Regions from separate parts of the Homo sapiens genome. Here region 1 is linked to region 2. A link is an interaction called in ENCODE POLR2A ChIA-PET data of the cell type or tissue named here. Cell type or tissue: MCF 10A. All regions are shown on one strand. Each heading gives the region's core, and the rest is flanking DNA. Links, peaks and the distances in the headings are about the cores only.

The links. Peaks named below come from ENCODE experiments on the same cell type or tissue, not always from the same donor. Only the 100,000 strongest peaks of a DNase experiment are listed, where the experiment ranks them.
Region 1: POLR2A ChIA-PET joins it to region 2 with 15 read pairs; 5 of 35 experiments call an interaction of 5 or more read pairs at or near these places.

The regions. Positions count from the first base shown.
Region 1 is chr17:62,818,955-62,828,857 of GRCh38, reverse strand. The region is part of intron 1 of MARCHF10-DT (MARCHF10 divergent transcript); the gene reads right to left. Among named protein-coding and RNA genes, the nearest start is that of MARCHF10-DT, 15 kb to the right of the region's middle. RefSeq lists an enhancer at 2,977-3,713. In MCF 10A, for the core only: no CTCF peak of the experiment used is centred there; DNase peaks (open chromatin) are centred at 3,897, 5,507, 7,477, 8,817 and 1 weaker place.
Region 2 is chr17:62,870,452-62,880,354 of GRCh38, reverse strand. No RefSeq gene overlaps it. Among named protein-coding and RNA genes, the nearest start is that of MARCHF10-DT, 67 kb to the right of the region's middle. In MCF 10A, for the core only: no CTCF peak of the experiment used is centred there; DNase peaks (open chromatin) are centred at 3,134 and 4,114.

The sequences.
Region 1 (9,903 bases), core at 860-8,859, 51 kb after region 2:
TGGGATTACAGGAATGAGCCACCATCGTGCCTGGCCCTATTGTTATTTTTAAACGAATAAATAAATAAGCATTTTTAAATGTCTCAGCTCTAATTTCTTATGCAGTAAGTATTGATAAATATAATCACACAAACAAAAGCTCTTTGGGGTCTTCGAATAAGGGTGTTCATGAGATGCAAAAGTTTGAGAATCACTGCCCTCAGCCCATGTGGTCTGCTTAAACTTTCATTTTTAGGCTACTTTCAGGACCATTTAACAAGTGATACACTTATAGCAACTACCTCTAATAGTTACAGAGAAGCTGCCAATATTCAGAAAGTGGCCATCAGAGGTCTGGGTGTATGCAAAAAGTATGTGTGTTAAGCATATCTTTATTCAAGCGTGAATTTGGAATTTGTTCAATTTTCATTCTCCCGTTATCTTCCTTTAAAATGAAACATTCCAAAGAATATAATAAAACATGAAGGTAAATAAAAAAACACTGCAAGTCAAATTTATGGTGTGGGAACATAAGGCTTGCTATTACAGCTTTTAATGGCAGATAGTTTACAATAAACATTGGGCTTAGCCTGGTAGAAAATAGTCACAGACAGGAGGTAATTACTTGTCCATCTCCAAGCATCAGAAACTAGGGAGTCCCTCCAGTTGAATAACGCAGATCTGCCAACTGTCCCTCATTTGGACTAACGCCTTTTTTGTTGTTTTAATTAAATTGGGGGGTAGCGGGGGAAGAACAGAAGATAAACCTCCCTCTGAATGCGCTAAAATTCCATGGATGGATAAATCCATGACCCATCCTTCTACACGGTCTTTATTAGTCTTGAGTAAATCACATAGACTCCCATAAATAGAGTCACTGAGGGAGCGGAATGTATATGTGCTGGAAAAGGCTGGGTGCCAGCAAATCTGAATGTTACAGTGAGAGTTCTAGAAACAGCGAGAGAAAAGCAGCTAGATCCCCATGCAGATAACCAGGATATAAATGGACCTTTCAATGAGCCTTGCATCACCACATATGAAGTAATAAATACACCCAAACAGAGATAAAAACAGGAAGAGCAAAATTATGCATAAATTCTGTCGTTAAGATATGTGGGCAGCATGGCCCAAAATAGAAACCAAGCAGCTTTCCAGAGACTTGAAGGTTTTAGATAAAATATAATCGCTGTAATTATCATTTAATCCTGTTCCCTCAAGCTTTTGTCAGAAACTGTTACCTACCTCTGGTTATTTGGGGACAGTGGAGCTTCTCACAGAAATATACTTGAAACTGATTGTCACAAGCACACAATCTAATTAAGTTTTTTACATGTAGAAAAACGAACTGTGGCAAAAATCAAGGTTATGTATGTGTAGGGAGAATAACTAAAATACAAATGACATGCATATTTTCTGTTCATCTCTTATATGCTTCACAAATAACTTACATTTATGTTTGCTTTATAAATACTTCCAATTAAAGGGTAAATTAGCATCAACTCTTAAATCATTATCTAAGCATTCACCTGTTATTATTAATACCTTAGATTAGTTCAAATCAAGGACTCTCACTCTATGTACTTATCCAAGGGTGTTTTCTTAAAATGAAGAATGTGGGTAAGAGTAATTTTGCTTTTTATTTGCAATATCATTTCATTGGCTAAGAGGTTGCCCCAGTGCTACAATGTAAGCTTCCGTCTCATTTTGCAGTGAATGAAAACATTTTTCCTTACATAGTTGTGTATAGCAGAACTAGTATCTATCCCATGGTGATGCTAGTAAGCCTGACTCACAACTTCAAAAAGAACTTTGAAATAAATTATATGGATCTTATGAACTGTAATAATCTTTAATTTCAACTTCATTATGAAAATTTATGGCTGGGAGTCGTGGAATCGTGCCTATACTTTGGGAGGCTGAGGTGGGTGGATCACTAGAGCCCAGGAGTTCGAAACCAGCCTGGGCAGCCTGGTGAAACCCTGTCTTAAAAAAAAAAAATACAAAAATTAGCCGGGTGTGGTGGTGCATGCCTGCAGTCTCAGCTACTCGGGAGCTGAGGTGGGAGGATCACCTGAGCTTGACTGGGAAGGTCAAGGCTGCAGAGAGCCATGATCGTGTCACTGTACTCCAGCCTGGGTGACAGAGTGAGACCCTGTCTCAAAAAAAAAAAAAAAAAATCACAAGTGCCTCACCCAAAATAAATAATAAAGTGGAAAGTGAGAAAATGAGTAACATTTAAAAGGGGAACAGAGGTGGGACTTCTGAATTACTTTTCCTTCTGGTACCAGTGTTGACTGTCATCAGTTTCACAATGTCTAAGGCAAGGTAAGGACAGGTTGAGTATCCCTTATCTGAAATGCTTGGGATCAGAAGTGTTTCGAATTTCAGATATTTTTCAGATTTGGGAATATTTCTGTATACAAAATGAGCTATCTTGAGAATAGAATTAAGTCTCAACACGAAATTCATTTATGTTTCATATACACCTTATTCACATACCCTGAAGGTAATTTTATTCAATATTTTTAATGATTCTGTTCATGGAACAATGTTTTGACTGAACCCATCACATGACGTCGAGTGTGGAACGTTCCCCTAGTGGTGTCATGCTGGCGCTCAAAAAGTTTCGGATTTTGGGCCGGGCGCGGTGGCTCACGCCTGTTATCCCAGCACTTTGGGAGGCCGAGGCGGGCGGATCACGAGGCCAGGAGATCAAGACCATCCTGGCTAACACGGTGAAAACTCATCTCTGCTAAAAATACAAAAAAATTAGCCGGGCGTGGTGGCGGGCTCCTGTAGTCCCAGCTACTGAAGAGGCTGAGGCAGGAGAATGGCGTGAACCTGGGAGGCAGAGCTTGCAGTGAACTGAGATCGTGCCACTGCCCTCCAGCCTGGGCGACAGAGCAAGACTCTGTCTCAAAAAAAGAAAAAAAAAAAAAGTTTCGGATTTTGAATTTTTGGATTAGGGATGCTCAACCTACATGATGGTATTAGGCCAACATTTTAGAAACCAGTAAAACTCGATATTGAATATGATGAAGTCATATTCCTTGGTGGTGTATGTCTGTAATCCCAGCTACTCGGGAGGCTGAAATGGGAGGATGGCTTGAGCCCAGGAGGTCAAGGCTATAGTGATCTGTGTGTCACTGCCCTTCAGCCTGGGCAACAGAGCGAGACCATCTGAAAAAAAAAAAAGTCTTGGACTTATCTAAAAGATGTATTCTGAAGCCTCACAAGCAGAATATAGCTCACGAGTGGGTTTTATTTGACTCTTACAGTGTTTTTCTAAAAATCAAACTAGTTGCCAACATTCACAAAACAGGGTTTTTCACAAAAACCAAAACAAACAAAAACCCAAATTTGCGACTTCTTTGAGAAATTGGAAGGACTGGACTTGCATTGCATCCTCCCCGCATAGCTAGGAGGAGCTTGGGCCAGAGCCCCCACCTAACCCACACTACTCACATGCATTACCTGCTCTGAACTCAGATATATCTGAGTGTGAGACCCTGTTAATGGGTCACTCTGGCTTAGGCTGTGCATCAATGAGACTCATCAGACTCAAGTGTTTGCTTCTTTGGGGCCCCTCCCTGTACCCTCTAATTAAACTCTATATTCAGTATAGGGTGTCAGGTCCCAGTTGGGTCTAAAATGGGAGGCATTTACAGCCATGGTCCCGGACCAGAATCACTTCAATGTTTTCACTGATCTGAAGATTTTCTTGGCAAGTAAGGGTTCAGAGAAGTTTGTTGAAGTTTGTGTCTAAGCTAGGTTAAGCGGAGGAATGTGTCTCAATTCAAAATGAGAGCAACTCTGGGGTTAAGCAAGAGAATGACCCATGATGAAGGTATTATGGAAATGTCCTCTGTGTGAGCTGGGTAGAGAAGAATATCCGGATTCCGGGCTTCACTCTGCCTCTAACAAGCTGTAAGATGAGTCACTGACCTCAGTTAGCCCCTGTCTCTTCACCTATAAAACAAAAGGGATGTTTCTGCATTTAGAGCCCAGCCCCTACGTTAGAATCACCTAGGGGACGTCTAAAAATGTTGATACTTAGACCCCTCCCTAGGCCAGTTGAATCTGATTCCTTGCAATGAGGGTCCAGGACACAGTTAACAAGATCTCCAAGGTCCCTTCCCATCCTCTAATTCTGTGGTCTCAGTGGCTTGGGAGCAGATGCCAGAATAGCCATTAACTCTGTTAATTTCTCCTGTATGTCAGATTGCCAGCAAAGAACATTCATTTCTCACACACACACACACACACAAACACACACACACACACACACATATAGAGGTGTGGTCATTGTTTTTCATTTTCTTTCTTTTTCTTTTTAATTTTTGAGACAATGTTTTACTCTGTTGTCCTGGCTGGAGTATAGTGGCGCAATCAGAGCTCACTGCAGCCTCACCCTCTCAGACTCAAGCTATCCTCCCGTCTCAGCCTCCCAAGTAGCTGGAACCATCTCTACTAAAAGTACAAAAATTAGCTGGGCATGGTAGCACACACCTGTAATCCCAGCTACTTGAGAGGCTGAGGCAGGAGAATTGCTTTAGCCTGGGAGGTAGAGGTTGCAGTGAGCTGAGATCGTGCCACTGCACTCCAGCCTGGGTGGCAAGACTCTGTCTCAAAAAAAAAAAAAAAAAGTGTTGGCCGGGCGTGGTGGCTCAAGCCTGTAATCCTAGCACTTTGGGAGGCCAGGACAGGTGGATTGCCCAAGCTCAGGAGTTCGAGACCAGCCTGGGCAACATGGTGAAACTCTGTCTCTACTAAAATACAAAAAATCAGCCGGGCATGGTAGCGGGTGCCTGTAATCCCAGCTACTTGGGAGGCTGAGGTAGAATTGCTTGAACCCAGGAGGCAGAGGTTGCAGTGAGCCAAGATCATGCCACTGCACTCCAACCTGGGTGACAGAGCAAGACTCTGTCTCCATTAAAAAAAAAAAAATGTTTTAATTAGCTGAGCAAGGTGGCATGCACCTGTAGTCCAGAGGCTGAGGCAGGAGGACTGCTTGATCCTAGGAGTCCCAGACCAGCCTGGGCAACCTAGCGAGACCCCATCTCTACAATAAATAAAAATAAAAATAAATCACTGGGTGTGGTGGTGCACAGGCCTGTAGTCCCAACTATTCAAGAGGCTAAGGTGGGAGGATGGCTTGAGCCCAGGAGTTCAAGGTTGACTGAGCCATGATTGCATCACAGTACTCTAGCCTGGGCAACAGAGTGAGGCTCTGATTCTAAAAATAAAAAATATTCATTACATGTTGAAACGACAATGTTTCAATTTAGTGGGTTTAGTAAAATATGTTATTAAAATGAATTTCACCCATTTCCTTTTACTTTTCTGAATATTATTCCTAGGAAATTTGAAATTACTTATATGACTCATATTTCTATTAGATAGTGCTAAAAGGTGTCCACTTTCTGAACCTCTTTTTTTTTTTTTTGAGACAGAGTCTTGCTCTGTCACCCAGGCTGGAGTGCAGTGGTGTAATCTCGGCTCACCGTGAGCTCTGCTTCCTGGGTGATTCAAGTGATTCTCATGCCTTCCAAGTAGCTGGAATTACAGGCGAGCACCACCCCATGCCCAGCTAATTTTTGTACTTTTGGTAGATACAGGGTGTCGCCATGTTGGCCAGGCTGGCCTTGAATTCCCGACTTCAAGTGATCTGCCTGCCTTGGCCTCCCAAAGTGCTGGGGTTACAGGCATAAGCCTCTGTGCCTGGCCTCTGAACCTTTAATTGAAGACTGTAGTTTGTTGTTCGCTTGTTTGTTTGTTTTTTTAGACAGCTTCTCATAATGAACTAAGTTGAAGGTCTGAAAAACATCCAATTGCCAGTCTTTACTGCACAGGGCACTGACTGTAACTATACAACCCTGATGGTTGGGGAAACAAATGTGGTACTTTCTGTGAATATGACAATTTTGTACACTGAAATATGGTCCATGGGAGAATCCTAGTGGAACGCTATGACTGGGAATAAGGTGGAGGTTCCTGGTCAGTTCCCCCTGCTTTCTATCTCACATTAGAGGTAGAATTTCAATGTATGTGCCACACCAGTTCTGCCCTCATGCAGTAAACATACGAGTGGTAAACCATGAACCAAAATAGTGAGTGCATTTAAAAGAGACATTTAAACGTCCAGTCCCATTCACTGCAACTTTGTTTTACTTTTGCTTTCTTTCTTGCTCTGTCACCCAGGCTGGAGTGTGTGGCACCATCTCGGCTTACTGCAACCTCCTGGGCTCAAGTGATTGTCCTGCCTCTGCCTCCCAAGTAGCTGGGATTACAGGCATGCACCACCATTCCCAGCTAATTTCTGTATTTTTAGTAGAGACAGGGTTTCGCCATGTTGGCCAGGCTGGTCTTGAATCCTGACCTCAAGTGATCCGCCCGCCTTGACCTCCCAAAGTCCTGGGATTACAGGCATGAGCCACTGTGCCTGGCCGCAACTTTGTTTTTCATCACTGGTCTCTCCCAGGCTTCAAAGCAGTTGTTGCTGTAGTCTTGTGGCATTTCTAGCCAAAAGGTCTGAGACTAGCAGTTATCGGCCCTCATCCTGCCTTATCATATAGCCACAATAGTGGGCAGGGAAGGGAAAACATGTAAGGCTGGGCGCTTGGAAGTAGGGCCAGCTTAAAGTACAGAAAAAGTGGGCAACCATCCAGAAAATGTGCACTCGGGTGTAGGAGCCTCCAACATACTATGAAGCTCTCCTGCTGAGCTGGCAAAAGCTCTTTTAGCTTGAGGCTTCCAGGTACATGTGCCCAGGTGTACCCTGTATGAGCCATTTATACCGTAGTGCGAATACTTTTCAGATCAATTTGATTCAATAAATATTGATTATGCATAGCTGCCCTAAGCAGATTTTGAAAAGGCTGTTGGGAGCTTCCTTCCAGACAGGGAGGGAAAGGGCGCAGACAGGAAGGCTGGGAGAGTTGACAACAAACGTCATCTAGCTCAAGGTCTAGCCAGTGTTTGGTGCTGCTGAGAAATGCTTCCTCTCAGAGGGAACTGACGCGCCAGCACCCACCACTGAATGGGGCCTCCAGCAATTCTTGGAGGCCTTTCACCATCCCTCACCGTGAGAACCTTCCTTTTCCTCTCCTTCATCTCCCCTGTGCCCCCACCACCACCCAGGCCCACATCTACCTCTATCGTAGAGCTTACTCTATGGCCTTGTTTACTTTCCTACCTCCCCGCTAGCACAAAGACCGAATATTATTCCTCTGTGAATCCGCAGAACCTCGAACAGTACTTAGCACTTAAGTGCTTGATCAGCGTTTGATGAATGAATACATGATTTTGCCTTCCCACCTCATGCAGCACGAGGAGGGGGATGCTAAGAGAGCCTAGCATCCCCACCACCATGGCATTTGGGGTGAAGGAGGTTGCAAACACCTGCATCAAACTGTGCCAGCATTTTTCAACGCTGGACACAACATTTTGAAACAAAGGTGAAGGGGAAGAGGCATAGGACAGGTCAGGGCATGCGGTATTACCACCCATGTGCACACATACCCATTCATATGCTGCCAAAATGTTGCTCTACCCTTTCCCAAGCACCCCTGTTACTGTTTAACCCAACCTCAGTAGCCTTCTAAGAGAAAGACCATTATAATGACTTGATCTGCATTAAAATAAAAAACAAAGTATGTCAAAACTTTTTCCCACAATCATAGGGCTATCACACTTTTTAACAAACTAAACCTCCACCATATCCCAGCGTTCGATATACTGCAAGTAAGTGCCTGGCACTCAGAAAGCTCAAGGTTCCAGCAACAGTTGTGTGGCCTTGGATAAGGAACACAGGGAGACTCTTTGTCCTCTTGTTTCTTCAGTGTATTAAAGGGAGATAGTGGTATATTCAAAGGGCATGAAAAAAGCTTAACATGAGTCTGCATGGAGCTCTTTGAAATGCATGAAGGGCACTACAGTGGATAAATTCAACACTTGTCCTAGTGTTCACTCAGAACCCTTGTCCGGACATTTATAAAATCCCTCTGTGGACATGTACACACACACACACACACACACACACACACACACACACACACACGCGCATGCATGCACGCACGCACATACACAAATATATCTAAAAGTGCTTAATTGTTTTTAAAATGTTTAAGTAAATACATTGTAATGATTATAAGGCCTCTGTACAATGTATCTAAGGCAAGCCTGCCAGGATAAGAGCTATTTGAGAAACTAAATCACATCATTGAAAGAATAGCAATGAGGCAATTGATGAAATATTGCATTAGCAGTGGCCTCTGACCCCATGTAATGCCAACCAAATGCTTTTTCCTCTCTTTGTAATTTAATCATTTTTCAATTAAATTAATTTCTTAAAATCACTCAGATAAGCCGCCTGTATTAAACACACACACGCACAAACACACACACAACTTCAGGTGTAGGTGAAATAAAGGACACTCTGCAATCACAATCACTGTGTTGTGATTCTGCTCCATTCTGGAAATGAATGATATCCTGTTTCCTTTTTTCTATATCTGACGAGAATTTTGCATAACTTCTTCCTGCTACAGTGTGAAGTCAAAGGCCCCCAAATACCCCCCAAGACAGAGACCCAGTCGCCACAATATAAAATTATGAAAGTACAGCCATAAGAGGCCCATAGCATGTTTGCTGGACAGACTGACTGGTTATTTTTAAAAGTTTACTTTAATACAAATGAACTGGCTGGGAAGGTGGCTTTGTAAAGGGAGCAACTCAGAAGAGTGCTAACAAGCCCGCCCCGCACGTCTGTGCTCAGGCTTGCTGGGAGAGCTTACTCCACACACATCCAGGAATTTGTTTGAGGACAGAGCGTGGTTAGGTCATGTTTTAAGAATGTTCTCTCATTATCCTGACTCAGAGGGCGCCGTGAGCCACAGAAGGGACGTTGCACAGTGATACCTTCTGTTCTGTCTGGTTTTCAAGAACTGCCTCACTGTACTGATGGCTGGAGACTGATGTCGCTCGAGGTTAACTCCTTCACGTCTTCTTTTTTACAGGGCTACAGGAAGAGCCCTTTTTCCTGTTGACATTTTTCAAACTTTGTAACCTAGGGGTTAGGCTTGTTAAGGGAGGGGAGGAGAGTGTCTAGGAGCAGTGACTGGAAACAGAGAAGAGACTACATGGAAGCAGAAGAGAGAACCAATTGAAAAGTCTGTAAAACCAGCCAAGAAATCTGTTCGGGAAAATAGAAACCTAAGAGCTGTGGTTTGGCAAGGAACTTTGACTCTTAATGAGAAAGGCAGAGAGAAGAGAAGGAGAGGAAGGATGGAGAGGGGAGGGGAAAGGAGAGAAGAGGAAGGACAGGCGGAGATCAAAAGAGAAAGAAAAGAGAGGGGAGTAAAAGGAGCAAGACCCAGGATGCAACAAAGAGGGACATCAGTAAGGGACATTATGAGGATTGCATTGGAACAAGAGGCTGGAAGTTAAAAATCAGGATATGCGGCCGGGTGCGGTGGCTCACACCTGTAATCCCAGCACTTTGGGAGGCCGAGACGGGCAGATCACCTGAGGTCAGCAGCCTGACAAATATGATGAAACCCTGTCTCTACTAAAAATACAAAAATTAGCCAGGCATGGTGGCATGCACCTGTAATCCCAGCTACTTGGGAGGCTGAGGCAGGGAGAATCACCTGAATCCGGGAGGCGGAGGTTGCAGTGAGCCAGATCGCGCCCGTTGCACTCCAGCCTGGGCGACAAGAGCAAAACTCAGCATCAGAAAAAAAAAAATCAGGCTATGCTACCCAACATGGAACATCTGGTCATGTGTGTGTCCCAGAACTGGGGAAAATTTCTTTGATAATTCATATTTGATCATGTCTCATGCTGATGGACAAGCTCATGCTTGAGTGACATTTTGATGTTTCATCAAAGGCTGTAGTAGGGATCACGAGGTCATAACTACCA
Region 2 (9,903 bases), core at 980-8,979:
GGTTAAATGATAAGAGTTATTTTGACAAGGTCTGTACAGAATTCTCTTGGTCTCTACTTCTTGTCCTTGAAGATAAGGCTGTTGCCTCTTCTCCTAGAATAGGGAGGGCATCTTCACACAGGAATTTCATCTTCTGCTTTTAAGAAACAGCATGAAGGTCAAAGTGATTTTTTTTCTTTTTTGCATCTGCTATTTTTCAAGTGCCTTTAGCTTAAATAGTTAATATGCCAGGGTAATATATTTTTAACTCTTTCACTCCATATCCTTGCCAAAATTTTGTGTTTGTAATTTTAGCCATCCTAGTAGTTGTGTAGAGATAGCCTGCTGTGGTTCTAATTTGTGTTTCCCTGATAATTAATGATGTTGAACACTTTAAAAAAATATCCTTATGGCCATCTGGATGGCTTCCTTTTGGAAGTGCCTGTTCAAATCTTTTAAAGATTTTTTTTTTAAAAACAGCTTTATTGAGATATAATTCAATTACCACACAATTCACCCATTTAAAGTGTACACTTCGAAGGCTTTTGGTATATTCACAGAGTTGTATATCCATTATTACAATCAACGTTGGAACATTTTCATCACTCCAAAAGAAACCCTGTACTCCGTAGCCATTGCCCCACAAACCCTTCATCATCCTCACCCCTAAGCAACCACAATTCTATTTTCTGTCTCTATATACTTGCCCATTCTGGACATTTCAAAAAATAGAATCGTACAATATGTGGTCCTTTGTGGCTGGCTTCTTTCATTTAGCATAAAGTTTCCAAGGTTCATCCAGATTGTAGTATGTATCAGCATTTAATTTCTTTCTTGCCAAATATTTAATTAAACAGATATAATTTTATTTATCCATTCATCAGTCGATGGAAATTTTGGTTTCCACTTGGTTTTATGGATAATGCTGCTATTAATGTTCATGTACCTTTTTGTGTGTAGATATGTTATCATTTCTCTGTGTATATATCTAGAGCAGAATTGCTGGATCATATGATAACTCTGTTTAGTTGTTTGAGGAACTGAAAGATTGTTTTCCAAAGTGGCTGCACCATTTTACATTCCTACCAGCAGTGTACGAGGGTTCCAATTTCTCCACATCATCACCAACTACCGACACTTGTTATTATGTCTTTTTTATTATAATCACCACCCGTCTAGTGGGTGTCAAGTGCCATCTTACTGTGATTTTGATTTGCATGTTTTCTAATGGACGTTTCTTCCTTCAAATCTTCAGTCTATTTTTAAAAATTGGGTGGCTTGTCTTTTGATGAATGAGCTTCAGTTTCCTCATCGATAAATTGGTGGTAATAATAACTGTGTAGCAGGGTTGTTGTGAGGATTAAATGCAATTAAATGTTAGTGACTTGTGGTTAGGAATCAGGCTTTCACTCATTACCATGGCCAGGGATGTCGGTCTTCTTTCCTGCCTCCAGCCATCCTTAGTAGGGATAGTGTGATCTCAAAAGGCATGAGGTTTGACGTTAGATTCCAGGTAGGAATTTTGGCTTTACTACTTAAAAACTTGTAATCTCAGGCAAGTTATTTAATGTCTCTAAGCCTCAAAGGTAAGGATACCTTACCTCTACCACACTCGACTAATGTGCAGATTAAATCACATGGCTTCTATTTAGTTCTTACCACATCAACTAGCAGATTGGAGATATTCAATATAAACTGTTGTTGCTACAAATGTTTCTTATATATGAGCGACCTCACAAGCCATGAGTAAACAGGGGAATTGGTATAACACAGATGTCATGTGGGTTCCTATGCACTTTTTTCCCCCAGCATGTAAATGTTTTGAAGCCAGGAGCCAGCTTTCTCACAATAACTACCTCTTTAATAAGAGGAAACCTTAGCACTCTATGGAGGCCTTAAGAAAAAGCTGAGAATACACACAGCTGCCTTCTTTAGCTGCAGGGACTGACTGATTTAGTGACTTGGGAACCACTATGCTGTTCTCTTGTCAAGTTTCTGGAAAAACTGAGGGTGCTGTTGAAGAAGCAGTGAAAACGTTTCTCTTTGTATTAGAAGGATGGGTTAGCGAAGAACACCGCTCTTTAAATCAAATGTTTAATTTTGATAAAACTGGTCCCTATTAGAAGCAAATGCCCTCCAGGGCCTATATCTCAAAGCAGCAGGAGGAGCCCTAGGGTTCAAGGCTGGGATGCGGTGTGCAAATGTTTGTGAAAGCTGAGGCTTACTGGGGTAATGTTTCATTAGTTTTGACATTGTTTTTGTGAGTGCTCTGGTTACAATTGCATAGTTTTTTTGTTGTTGTTTTTGTTTTTCATTTTGTTTTGTTTTTGAGACAGGGCCTTGCTCTGTCATCCAGGCTGAAGCGTAGTAGTGTAATCACAGCTCACTGCAGCCTCAACCTCCCCTGGCTCAAGCAATCTTCCTGCCTTAGCCTCCTGGGTAGCTGGGACTGCAAGTGTGTGCCACCATGCCTGGCTAATTGTGTGTGTGTCTGTGTGTGTGTGTGTGTGTGTGTGTGTGTGTGTGTGTGTGTGTGTGTAGACAGGGTCTCATGATGTTGCCCAGGCTGGTCTTGAACTCCTGGGCCCAAGAAATCTTCTGGCCTCACCCTCCCAAGGTGCTGGGATTATAGGCGTAAGCCACTGCACCCAGCCAGGTTTTGAGTAGACTGTCCCAACCCTATTTTTTTTTCCCCACCAACCCTGTTATTTTGGGGCTTGTGGCCATTTTTAGACCATGGAAGCTTTTCAGTAACACACAGATGGTGTTATAGCGAGACATCTATATACATTCCATTTCTCTCTAATGTTTTTTACATACTGTAAAAAATCCAAGCGATCATTGTCAAAGTATAATCTGTAGATACAAGTAGAATAATGAAAACAATGGCTCACATTGATTGTGCACTCTTTCCACATGTTAACTCATTTGATTGTCACAGCAGTCCTCTGAACTAGGGGCTATTACACCCATTTTCTGAATGTGGAAACTGACATCTCTCTGTAAGTAACACGAGTAAATTGAGCTTATGTAACACAGCCAAGGGCACACAGCTAGAAAATGGTGGAGTGAGAATTAAAACCTGTGCTTTTTCTATGATTTAAATTCATACGTCATATTGTTTTGTCATCTAAAAAATATGAATGGGATTATACTTCCATTGTTTCTTTAATGTAACAGGGCTATGCCTTGGTAGAATGCCTAAGTAAAGGAAAGCTGTTAGTGATTCACAGCTATTTACATTTCATAAGTCTCATGTTTCATTCCAAGAAATCAGGCTCATCAATTGTTTGCATTTGGTAACATCTTAATTATACAAATAATTAGCCTTGAGACTAGACATGAACATGAAAGTATAATGAATACTTTTGCTAATTGCTCTGTTCTGTTAGAGGACAGTCATTGGTCTGTAGCATTAACAGCTCCCACATTCAGCTTACTAAATTCTCCTAACTTTCACTTTGGCAAAAGGTCTAAATCAGGGATAACAGATTTCCTCTCTCATGCCTTTTCTAACCCATTGATCATGACTGCTGGGAGCACTGTGTTGAGAAGCTCCTGGGGCCTTCTCTGATGAGTCTGTGCCATTAGTGAGAGAGTACAGGTTGGCAGCAGGTGAGCCAGGTATTTGCCAACTCTGGCCTGAATGTTGAGAAGAGAACTTACCCCAACCTCAGAAGTTTTGGCATCATATTTTCTGCTCCCACTAACAATCCTACAAATATGCTGTGTTCTGTTGGTAGGGGGGTGGGTACAAAAGTGAGACGTGGATTCTGTTTGAATAAAAAAGGCATAAATGGCCTTATACAAAGTAAAACATGTGAAGTGCCCTGACAGTAACAGATACCAGGACAGAAGGGATCAGAGGCGGCAAAGGATTATTTATAGGAACAGGAAGGCAGGAGCAGAGATGGGGCAGAGAATGAATCCAGGGCTCCTTTTGAGGTGGGTCTCAAAAGATAGACAGACATGAGGGTGACAGTGAGGTGAAGTGAGCAGGGCTCAGCTTTTTTCCCATTTTTGGGCAGATGATGAATCACCTGCTATAGCAAGAAAGAAGGAAATGTGCAACAGGAGCGTGTGCAAGGGAAGAGCTTAATGTGGCTGGAATGTCAGAAAATAAAGGAAGGAAAAGTTGGGAAACAAGGGCAGGCCCAGGCTGTGAAGGGCCTGGGAACACCAGATTAGGAATGTTCTAGAACAATGTTTCTCAAGGTGTGTCCACAGAATGTTCAGGGTTGTTATATAGCAAAAGGATCCTGTTGGACCCGGGTGTCAACTACATTTGAGAAACATTAAATTAAAAACAATGAAACAGATTTCTATACCTCAGGAGTTGGCAGAGTGTTTAAAATGCACGCTGTACACATTCAGAGCTAATGTACACTGTGAATCCCCAAGAAGGACCTGTAGTTTGCAAAAATCCCAAACACAGTCACCACAGAAATGTTTTCCTTGGAGCACTCACGAGCTGAGCATTGTGCAGGAGCTTTATGAAGGTGATGGCCATCTACTGGTGTGATACCCACAACCAGCATTAGCTGCTAATGGACCAAATGACTGATCTAGGAACCTGCGCTATTGTTGCAGGAATAGGGAGAGAATCGTTTGCCCCAAAGAAAGCATCAAACCCTCTTTTCCTGTTTCCACCCTGGTTCATTATCATAAGGATCTGTCTTCAACTTGCTGACCCTGTGCCCCCTTTTCAGCCATGGCCAGTTGTCCTGTTCTTTCTCCAGAGCTCAGTTCCTACCCTGATAAAACCTTGCCTTCCTTTCAGGCTTCTAGTGGTGCCCTGTTTTGAATCTCCCATCTGTCATCCTGGCTCCCAGACGTGCTGCCTGATGCCCCTTGACCCCTCCCCAGCCCGCCTGGACTCCTTCTTTGCCACTGCTCTGACCTCCACATACTTTGAGTGCTTTTGGTCCTCCTGGTAAACCTCACAATGTCCCGTCTCAAGCCACTCAGAACCCCAGTGTGACTGTGGCTCCAGCTCCTGCCACTTGTTCAGAGACAAAGGCACCTGTGTCTATCTTCTGAGAAGCTGGGCTCATACGTGCCTGATAAACATCCTCCTGCCACCTTTCCAGGTTGTGGTGGTTTCCAGGTGAGTTTCCATAAATCTGCTTGGGAGGGATGAGCAAGTCGCTTCTATATTTGACATGATTTAATTATCCCCTGTGGAAGGAAAAAATTTTAGCAATGACATATTTAGAGCCGCACTTCCAAAGAGCTTCAGTCAACTGGGTAAAATCGGGTGGGATCACACAACAATTTAGGAGTGTAATCTCTAGGCTTTTAGATGTCTGTTCAACAAGAAGCCGACTGTGAGGCCAGGCGCAGTGGCTCACACCTGTAATCCCAGCACTTTGGGGGCCCGAGGCAGGTGGATCATTTGAGGTCAGGAGTTCGAGACCAGCCTGGCCAACATGGTGAAACCCCGTCTCTATTAAAAATACAGAAATTAGCTGGGCATGGTGGTGCACAGCTGTAATGACAGCTACTCGGGAGGCTGAGTCAGGAGACTCACCTGAACCCAGGAAGCAGAGGTTGCAGTGAGCCGAGATCGTGCCACTGCACTTCAGCCTGGACGACCAAGTGAGTGAGACTCTGTCTAAAAAAAAACGAAAAACAAAAAACAAACAAAAAAATACAGACAGAAGCCAACTGGTGAGGTGCAATGAGGTTGGGTGAGTGGGCACAACTTTGGCAGATATACTTCAGTGGGAAATAAGAGTGACAAGGAGAAAAAGTACAAACTATAGAGGACGAGCTGCTGCCACTATGAACCAACGATTGTGACCCAGGAAAGGGACTTGGGACTCATTGCAGAGTGCTCAGGAAAGTGCTCTGGCGCCCAAAGGCGAACCAAGTTTGGGAAATTGTTAGAAAAAGTAAGGGGGTGAGGTAGGGGGGGTTGTAGGGAAAGAAAACATCACTTTACCTTTGTTTCTTTTTTTTTTTTTTTTTGAGACGGACTCTTGCACTGTCGCCCAGGCTGGAGTGCAGTGGCACAATCTCGGCTCAGTGCAACCTCCGCCTCCCGGGTTCAAGCAATTCTCCTGTCTCAGCCTCCCCAGTAGCTGGGACTACAGGTGCCTGCCACCATGCCCGGCTAACCTTTGTTTCTAACACAGACTGGAATGTGCAGTTCTGGTTGATACATTTCAAGAAAGAAAGCAGGGAGTTCACAAAGCATTTCAAGTGATTAAGGGGCTGGAGGGGCTTCTGTATGAGGTCAGGGTGAAGGCTGGAGGTTGACAGGATATACTGCAGTTTCAAGAATTATGAAAAGTACAGATAATGTGAAAATAGACCAAACCCCAGCTTATTAGAATGAAGACGCTGCATGGTCTCACTCATATGTGGAAGCTAAAAAAAAGTTGATCTCACAGAAGTAAAAAGTAGAACAGAGAATACTAGAGGACAGGAAGGGGAGGAGGAAGGGAGGGGTAGGGAGAGATTTGATAAAGGATACAAAATTACAGCTAGGTAGGAGGAGTAAGTTCTATTGTTCTACATCATTGTAAGATGGCTATAGTTAACAATAATATATTATACAGTTTCAAATAGGGAGAGGGAGGATACTGAATGTTACCAACATAGAGAAATGATAAATGTTTGAGATTATGAATATGTTAATTACCCTGATCTGATCATTATACATCATGTGTATCAAAACATCACTAGCTACCCCATGAATACGAACAACTACTATTTGTCAATTTAAACAATTTTTTTAAAGAAGAGGTTTCTTGAGATTTTCTCAAGATTTCAAGCAAGTTAAAAATGGTTGCTAAATGTATGGAACTCATTACCCCCCAAGAGGTAGAATAGGCTAAAAACAGAAATAGCTTCAAAAATTACTTACATAACGTTGTGATGGCTGGCACTAGCATATCATACTGAGGGAAATCTGTTTTAGATGGGATAAGGGAGGACATTCTTCCTAATACACAGCCCTTAGCCTCACTGTCAGCACCAGTGAAGATGTGGGGTTGGACGACGCACGACAGTTTTACTTAAAAAAAAAACAAGCAGGCCAGGTGCAGTGACTCACGCCTGTAATCCCAGCACTTTGGGAAGCCGACGTGGGCAGATCACTTGAGGTCAGGAGCTTGAGACCAACCTGGCCAACATGGTAAAACCCCGTCTCTACTAAAAATACAAAAAAAAAAGGCCGGGCACGGTGGCTCATGCCTGTAATCCCAGCACTTTGGGAGGGTGAGGAGGGAGGATCATGAGGTCAGGAGATTGAAACCATCCTGGCTAACATGGTGAAACCCCATCCCTACTAAAAATACGAAAAACTAGCCAGGCGTGTGGCGGGCACCTGTAGCCCCAGCTACTCAGGAGGCTGAGGCAGGAGAACTGGTTGAACCCAGGAGGCAGAGGTTGAAGTGAGCAGAGATCATGCCACTGTACTCCAGCCTGGGTGACAGAGCAAGACTCCATCTCAAAAAAAAAAAAAAATTAGCCAGGCGTGGTGGCAAACGCCTGTAATCCCAGCTACTCAGGAGGCTGAGGCAGGAGAATCGTTTGAACCCAGGAGGTGGAGGTTGCAGTGAGCTGAGATTGCACTACTGCACTCTAGCATGGCAACAGAGTGTGACTCTATCTCAAAAGAAAAAAAAAAGGAAGATTGTTTATATGAATATGCATGCTATCAGTTATCAGGTGCCTACCTAATATTAGGCACCAGGCTAGGCACTTTTATATACATTATCTTTTATCTTTACATAGTACTAGACGATATAATAATAACCCCATTTCATAGATGAGAAAGTGAAGCTCAGCCAAGTCACTCGCTTGAGGTCACACACAGCCAGTAAATGGGGAGCTGGACTTGAAACCTGTGCCCAGGCTGGAGCGCAATGGCATGATCACGGCTCATTGCAGCCTGGACTTCCCAGGCTCAGGTGATTCTCCCACCTCAGCCTCCTGAGTTACTGGGACTACAGGCATGTGCCACCACGCCTGGCTAATTTTTTGCATTTTCAGTAGAGTCGAGGTTTCGTCACGTTGCCCAGGCTGGTCTCAAACTCTTGGACTCAGGCAATCCACTTGCCTTGGCCTCCCAAAGTGCCGCATTTAACAGGCATGAGCCATCAGGCACGGCCATGTGCATTCTCTTTTTATTATTATTATTATTATCATCATTATTATTGAGACAGAGTCTTGCTCTGTCACCCAGGCTGGAGTGCAGTGGCACAATCTCAGCTCACTGCAACCTCCACCTCCCGGTTTCAAGTGATTCTCCTCCCTCAGCCTCCTGAGTAGCTGGGATTACAGGCGTTTGCCACCACGCCCAGCTAATTTTTGTATTTTTAGTACAGATGGGGTTTCACCATGTTGGCCAGGCTGGTCTCGAACTCCTGACCTCAGGTGATCCACATACCTCTGCCTCCCAAAGTGCTGCGATTACAGGCATGAGCCACCGCACCTGGCCTGCCATACTTTTGATCAATGCAATACTGCCTCTCATCTCACCCGTTTCTTGGGTTTTTCTGTCCCTCATGCCTAAATTTAGTCTAAGGCTACCAGCCAAAATTCCAAAAATGGTGCTTTTGTCCTTTGCTCGTTGCTGAATAAACTGACCTCAGTCATTTATAGGACCAGTACATTTGTTCATATTCCTCAAAAGTCCAAAGTACCCAGCAATGGAGAGGGGGCAGCTGGGTTCCTGAGGCTGAAACAAGAGGGGAAATGGGAGGAGCTAATATCCAGGGCCCAATAGGGGTCAGGCATTTCACACGTTCCGCCATGTAATTCTCATAATACTCACTTAGATTCCCATTCTAGAGTTGAGAAGACCGAGTCCCAGAGAGATTATGTGAAATACCTAAGAACCCATAGTGCATAGACAGCAGACCCAGAATGTGAAGCTGGATCTGTCTCATGCCAAAGTCCCTTGGAAGCCAGGACAGAGCATTCCAACTCTGCTCTCCTTCCTTCTAGGAAGGTCGGCTTACAAATTCCTTCCATTGCCACAACTCCAAAGGGTGCTCTGCCCAACACTTTTGCTGGTGGGGGCCCAGGAGTTCCTTGCTATACAGAAATTTCGGTTGGAATGATATCTGTTGAATGGGTTTTGATCTGTCCCACCCTTTACCTTGTGAAAATTTTTTCTCGTCAGCTGTCATGCTAGCTTTTTTTTTTTTTTTTTTTTAACAAGACAGATATTCTGATTTCTCTAACTTGGGATTTCTCCACTTTGGGATATTGACATCAGGGGCAAGACACTTCTCTGTTGTTGGAGGCCACACTTTGCATTGTAGGATGTTTAGCAACATCCCCGGGTCTCTGCCCACTAGACAGATATTGGTAACATCCCCCTCCCCATCAGTTGTGACAACCAAAAATGTCTGCAGGCCTTGCCAAAGGTCACCTGGGGGGCAAAATCACCTCTAGTTGAAAACCACTGCTGTAACAGTAGAGGGGGTGCTGCATGATCTTTGTGCCCTTGTACCTAAAACTCAACAAGCCAATTCACCCCATCCCGGCCTCCCCAACCCCCTAAGGAATGGAAGCCGAGGAGAGATGACACCTGTGGGTGGAGTCTGGATTTTCTGGTTTGGGAAGGGATGTAGCACACAGATTGCTGGCCCTGTACTTACTTGATGCCCCCACGAGACGTTAAAAATGTAGAGCTTTCCACGTGCAGATGGCTCGAGCTGCTTAATTACCAACCGAAAGCATGCTAACATTTTCCTCTCTCTCTCCTTGCCTAAAACAGCCCGCCAGGAACAGCAGAGGCTTTAACAACAGGGAGCAGTTGCCCTTTCTGCATCCTTATCACACACTAATTATTTTATTCTAAAGAGACAAAGTAGAGAGAATGTAACATATGATTCTGATGACAAACACTTTCTTAAAAAAAAAAAACTGTCGGCTTTTTCTAGTGACTAGAGCATAGGAGCTGGT